Linked DNA regions of Homo sapiens: region 1 is linked to region 2. Evidence: chromatin contacts called from ENCODE Hi-C or POLR2A ChIA-PET data. All regions are on one chromosome and are shown on one strand. The core of a region is the stretch at or near the end of the contact, and the rest is flanking DNA. Distances in the headings are between cores, read along the strand shown. Region 1 holds the start of PGAM2 (phosphoglycerate mutase 2). Region 2 overlaps CAMK2B (calcium/calmodulin dependent protein kinase II beta).

What was found. Hi-C counts contacts between places; a loop is a spot of excess contacts on that map. ChIA-PET counts read pairs that join two places held with the same protein, here RNA polymerase II (POLR2A). Pooled maps may share reads with other maps.
Region 1: a loop to region 2 is called in a pooled map, with 2.7 times the contacts of the local background. The contact joins the promoter of PGAM2 here to the enhancer-like site in region 2. A Hi-C loop is called at or near these places in 2 of 168 maps with a recorded cell type or tissue (ascending aorta and endothelial cell of umbilical vein) and 6 of 50 pooled maps. POLR2A ChIA-PET finds 5 or more read pairs at or near these places in 1 of 52 experiments (H1).

Annotation. Positions count from the first base shown.
Region 1 is chr7:44,064,190-44,067,092 of GRCh38, forward strand. PGAM2 (phosphoglycerate mutase 2) reads right to left here and starts at 1,378. Exons shown (of 3, transcript NM_000290.4): 1 at 927-1,378; 2 at 643-823. The coding sequence starts at 1,340. It overlaps DBNL (drebrin like), which reads left to right. Exons shown (of 13, transcript NM_001014436.3): 13 at 1-2,903. RefSeq lists enhancers at 1-70, 715-774, 965-1,014, 1,075-1,144 and a silencer at 2,325-2,394.
Region 2 is chr7:44,256,363-44,259,267 of GRCh38, forward strand. It overlaps CAMK2B (calcium/calmodulin dependent protein kinase II beta), which reads right to left. Exons shown (of 24, transcript NM_001220.5): 4 at 2,510-2,564. Among named protein-coding and RNA genes, the nearest start is that of YKT6, 57 kb to the left of the region's middle. RefSeq lists enhancers at 1,434-1,513, 2,394-2,443. Within about 2 kb of position 1,534, at least 25 of the 41 ENCODE cell types and tissues checked have a DNase peak (open chromatin) inside an H3K27ac peak, as active enhancers do; they include ascending aorta and endothelial cell of umbilical vein, where a contact is called at or near this core.

The DNA.
Region 1 (2,903 bases), core at 128-2,627, 190 kb before region 2:
CTGCGCCCATGCATCCCGGGCCCATTTGTCAGCCCTTGCTCTTCAGTGGGAGCCCAGCTGCAAGCCCAGAGTCTGGCCACTCCATAGTCCTGCACCCCTCTTTTGATTGGTCTTTCCTTTGCCCAGAGAGGGGCTCCAGAGGGAGATAGGTGGTGAAGCTCATGCAGGGATTCTGAGGACCTGATGGGGGAGGGCCCTGCGAGGGGTCCAAGCCTACATCAAGAGGAATTCAGTACCAGGGGGAGCTCCCCACCACCCCGGAAAAGGGAGAGGCCCAGAGATGGAGGTGGCTTGTCCAGGGCCCCACAGTAAGTTGGGATTTGGAGCCAGATGCTCTAAGCCCAGCCCTTCCGTTTCCTAGCTGGGTGTCCCTTGGCAGATGCCACCTTTGGAGCCTGCCCCACCTCGGGACACAGCGAGCTTCGAGTGCAGTCAGCCCCTGTGGAGTGTGTCCCAGTTACACAGAAATGGGGAAAATTTCACAAAACTAAAAAATGGCTTCTCAGCCCTCCTTTTTCAGTGAATGATGTGGAGCCCCACGCCTAGAAAGCCTGGTCCATGGGCGAGAGACTTTGCTGAGATGAGAAGCCAGCTGGGGCTGCTGCCCACCCACCCTGCCCAGGCTCCTGAAGGTGGCCTCACCTTCCAGGTGCTTGACAATGCCCCGCAGGCTGTTCCCGTGGGCTGCAATGAGCACTCGCTTGCCGGCCTTGATCTGGGGAACAATCTCCTCGTTCCAGAAGGGCAGGGCCCGGGCAATGGTGTCCTTGAGGCTCTCGCAGGTGGGGAGTTCCCCGGGCTTCAGGCCTGCGTACCGACGCTCCTGGGGGACACAGGCACGCTGCTTTCCCTCCCAAGCCAGTGGGCCCCCACCCGACTCCCCACTCTGCAGCTTCCCAGAGGCCTTCCCAGCAAAGGCAGCCCACCTTGCTAATGGAGTTGTAGTAGGGGTGCTTCTCGTCCATCGGGGGCGGCGGGATGTCGAAGGAGCGCCTCCAGATCTTCACCTGCTCCTCCCCGTGCTTGGCGGCCGTTTCTGCCTTGTTGAGGCCTGTGAGGCCCCCGTAATGCCGCTCATTGAGGCGCCAAGTGCGCACCACAGGCAGCCACATCTGGTCCGTGCCGTCCAGGATGGCCCAGAGGGTGCGGATGGCCCGCTTCAGCACTGACGTGTAGCAGATGTCAAACTCCATCTTGGCATCCTTGATGGCCTTGGCTCCCCGCTTGGCCTCCTCGGTCCCCTTTTCACTCAGCTCTGCATCGAACCAGCCACAGAAACGGTTCTCCTGGTTCCATGTGCTCTCGCCGTGCCGGACCATCACGAGGCGGTGAGTGGCCATGGTGGCAGCAGGGACCACAGAGGACTCTGGACGGGGACGGCTGCTTCCCAACACTCCCAGCTTTATAATAGTGTCTTCCCAGCCCCCACCCACCCCAGCCAACTGCCAATCAGCATTCCAGGCGGTGGCAGGTGACCAGTAGCTGAGCTGCTGGGGGCTGGGGGCCAGGGGAGTGTGCAGGCCAAGAGGCTGTGCTTAAAATAGCCCCACGCATCCACCAGCTCCTGGCCTGGGTTCAGGTGGCATGTCTATAACCAGCTGGCACCCAGAGCCCAGACTGAGTGGGGCTGCTGGTCAGGGATGGGCGTGAAGGGCAGAAGTCTGGGCCAGGGGAGATGGGGATAGCAGGGACAGAGGGGCTCTCCAGGGCAACGCTCAGTGGCCTATCAGCCATTCTCTGCTCAGACAGAGGCACAAACAAAATCCCAACCCCTTTCTCCTGTGATTGGCAGCCAGGCTAGGAGGCGGCCCTCAGCAGGCAGAGGAGGAGAGCCAGAGGAGCTGGTGCAGACCACAGCTTTGTGGAGAGGAGTCTGGCCTTGTGGAAGGTACCAGGCAGCAGCAGCAGAATGGGCAAGGGCTGGGGCTGAGCCGGGTTTCCAGGACAAAGGGGGAAAGGGCCCCTGTCTTTCCTCCGGGGTCCCTTTGTCAAGGTCTCATCCATACATGCCCCATGCTCCCACCCTATCTGCCCTCACCCAAGCCACGCTCACTCTCCTAGCCGAAACCACCTTGAAAAAGAGAAATCCAAGGGGGTTTGGGGGCAGGACTGAGGACTGTCAGAAGTCTTGATTGTTAGGTAAATGCTCAGCTTAGCAGGAACCCACAACGTAGGCTGAAGGGTGGCACGGAGTTGAGTCTAGGACCAAGACTTCTGCATTCAGGTTTGGGGGATGAGAGCCACCAAGGCAGGGAAGAGACTATGAGCAATAAAGTCACAATTGGGGCCCTAATGAAGGGGCCATGGCCAGACCCTTGGGCATGGGCCCCATCCAGGGCCTCCCATTTCCTCCCACCCCAGTGACCACACTGTCACCTGCGACACTTCTGATAACAGGAGCGGGTAGGTGAGAGGCCAGCAGAGGGACCACCACTCTGAGACTTGGATCTGAGTGTGCAAGAAACCCTCGACAGGCCTCCCTCCATCCCTGCTGGCCTACCTGGGGAGGGGCTCCTGGCTTGGGGCCTGTGAAGCTAAGGCTCTGTACCCAAAGGTTGGCAGACAAGTCCCAGTGGGCAAAGTCCTGTCGGCTGCCAGGACCCCCAAGGCTGGCAGGTGGAACCCATCCCTCCTAGCAGTGCCATGCGCAGGTCTCACTGTTCCACACTGATCCTGATTGAAGCCACATCTCCTCATCTGCTTTTGTCCCTTTGACCAAGAGTTGATTCACTAGCCCAACTAAACATGACTGAGGACCAGGCTCTGGCAGTCCCACAGGGGCCAGACATGAAGCCCATATTTCAGTGGAGGAGGGATCGTACCAGCAGCTAAACATGCCTACCGTAGATAGCACCAGATGCTAGGAAGGAAGGACCATAATGTACTGGGAGAGATGGGAAAGG
Region 2 (2,905 bases), core at 284-2,783:
CTGTGTGTCTGTACCTATGTGTGCCCATGCGTGCACTCATGTTCATGTATATTGTTTTGCATGTGTGCCTGTGTGCATGTGTGTACAACTGTGTGCCTGTGTGTGCCCTTGTGCACTTGTAGAGCAGTTTGTTCATGCGCACACATGTGTGCATGTTTGTACATATGTGTGCTTGTGTATACATGTGCATTGGGCAGGAGGATCAAAACCCACATCTAGCCCAGGCAAGGGCCTGGCATGCCCCAGTGTTGTGCTATAACTGTTTAGGTCTTGGCACACACTGAACACAGATTAGGCTCTGCAGACGCCGAGTCCAGGCACAGAACAGTGGCTAAAAGGCCTTACGGTCTTGAGCCAGGGCTGCAGCCCAGAGTCGCTCCAAGGGGTGCCTCACTAGGGCTGATGCAGGCCCTCTGGTGTGCTCTGTGTGCTCAGGAAGCTGTAGTTTGGGCTGGTGGGCACCTGGGACTCCCTGGCCAGGGCCATCTAGTGGTTCAGTTTCAGGGAAGGGAGTTTGCTCCTCCACCCACGTTGGTTGCTGTGGGGAGTTTGGGAAACTCAGTGCTGGCCCAGGAGGGACACAGTCCGGGAAGGCACACATATGACTCCATGGCCCCCTTTCCTTAGGCTGTGGGGGACACATGGCTGATTCTTGGCTTCAGCCATGGCGCCTATGGGAGCTTCTGTCCTCTGGGCGTGCAGGTGTGTGTGAGACCCTCTACTCCCAGGCCTGGTTCTCAAGCCCTGTGACATTCCCAAGCAAGGGGAGTGGGGATATCTGTCAATCCCCCAGAATCCACAGAGTTCCCAAACTACTATGGGGCCTCAGGGCCTCCTGAGGGCAATGCCAGCCAACTCCAGAAACTGCTGTCCCGGCCCTCTGCTGGCCTGGAGGCTGGCTGAGGCACAGGGGCCATGGAGGTTGGTGGGGAAGACATGGAGGGTCCTTCCTGACTCGCCAGCCAATCTCCTCTTCCCAGCCTGCCTCAGGGCCTCCAATGACACCTGCCTGGCATGTGCTTGGCAAGGCGGGAGACATGAGAGTCTCTCAAATGGGCACACACACATGCACGAACACACCACCCTTTCTCCTCCTCGGCTCCTGTAACACATGCAGCCATCTGTTGGCCACCAAGGGCCCTGGATCGGACCACCCCCCACCCCACAGTCTCCATTTCCTGGGAAAAGAGGCTGGTGGAGGTGTGCTGGGGCACACAGGTGTGGCAGCAAGCCTGCCAGCTCCCCAGGGCCACAGGACAGACGTTTCAGGACACAGCCTCAGCCAGGCAGTGGCAACTGTGTCCTGGGTCAGCCCCAGTCACCTGGCTGGTGATTTGAGTTGGTGTCTTGTGGAACATGCAGGGGAACCTGAGAGGTGGCCAAGCCCCTGCAGGGACAGTCTCAGCTTCTCTAGGCCAGAGAACCTCACATGGACAGAGGCCTCCTCAGGCCTACATGTGCCATGGCCTGACGTCTGTCACTTGAGGAAGGAGGAGCTGAGAGGGCAGCCCCCACGCAGGCGTGTCCTGTCTCTGCTCGGCCTGCACGCTCACAGCAGCCATGGGGAGGGCCTGGGGTAACCATGGCAATAGCACCAAGGCTGGGCTTCTCTGGCTGTGTGGCCGCCTGGAGGCCACAGGGGCAGGCTAAGGCCTATGGGCCCTTGCCCAGGTCAGGGTCCTGGAACAGCACTGACTCACAGACAGCTAAATATAGCGCTGCTTAGCAGGAACTGTCAAAAGTGAGGGAGATGAGATCACTGCTTCTAAATCCGGCAGGAAGTGAGAGGCGGCAGCGGCCCCAGACACCTTCTCACTGAGCTACTGCACACGCACTCATGAAACACTCACACATGCACATTCATGCAAACACACACATACACATGCATGCACACACATGCAAACGTGCATGCATACACTTGTGCCAGCGTACCCACATGCACACACCTCCACACGCTCACTCATACATTCACACAATACACATGCACATGTATGCACATCCCCACCCATATGGACCCTGATTTCATGTGCTCACGCGCCCCCACGTGCAAACACCCACACACATACATACAGGTGCACGTGCTCACATTTCACAGCCACACTCATAAACACACACATGTGCACTCACGCCAGCCAGTGGTGCCCCAGTCCAGCTGGGATGAGGGCACCAAGGAAAGGAAGGTGAATGCAGCTGCTGACTGACTATTCCTCTGGGGTCCACCCACCCGCTGCCTCCAGTGTGCCCTGTTCTGTGTGGAGGAGAGGGGGAGTCCAGGATGTCAGCCCTGCCTCTGTGGGCCTCAGTAACCCTAGTGCAAAGCAAATGAGGGGAGGCGAGGGAAGCTAGGCTGGGCACAGCTTGGAGCAAGGGGACCAGCAGCAGAAGCACACTCAAGGGAGTGGCCAGCCCACGGGTAGGGACTATTCCCTGGGGCTGGGGAGGCTGCAGATCCCACCCTGAGCCAAGGCTGGGAGTGAGTGCAGCGAGAGTCCCCAGCTCTGGAACTTACAGATCGAAGACCAGGTAGTGGAAGCCCTCCTCGGAGATGCTGTCGTGGAGACGCACTGTGGGGACAGAGAAGCCATGAGGGGCTGGCAATAGCCCAGGACACACCTCCTGCCTGCCTCCGTACCTGTCCAGGCACACCACCAGCGGTGTAAGCCCTAGGGCTGCCCAGAGGATCGGGCTGGGTAGGGCCCGGGTGGGCAGGCCAGAGGGCAGGGCTGAGCAGAGTGCTTTGGGCCCTGCGGGCCAGCTGGCCACCCAGCGAGCACCCACAGGGCCTCAGGGCAGTGCCACTGCCCTCAGCTGCCAGTGCCTCACCCTCCGCTGCCAGTCTGGTCACCTGTCTCCTTCTGCCAGAGAGAGACCAGGTCCTTTTGGTCCCAGCCTGGGCCTCAGCTGC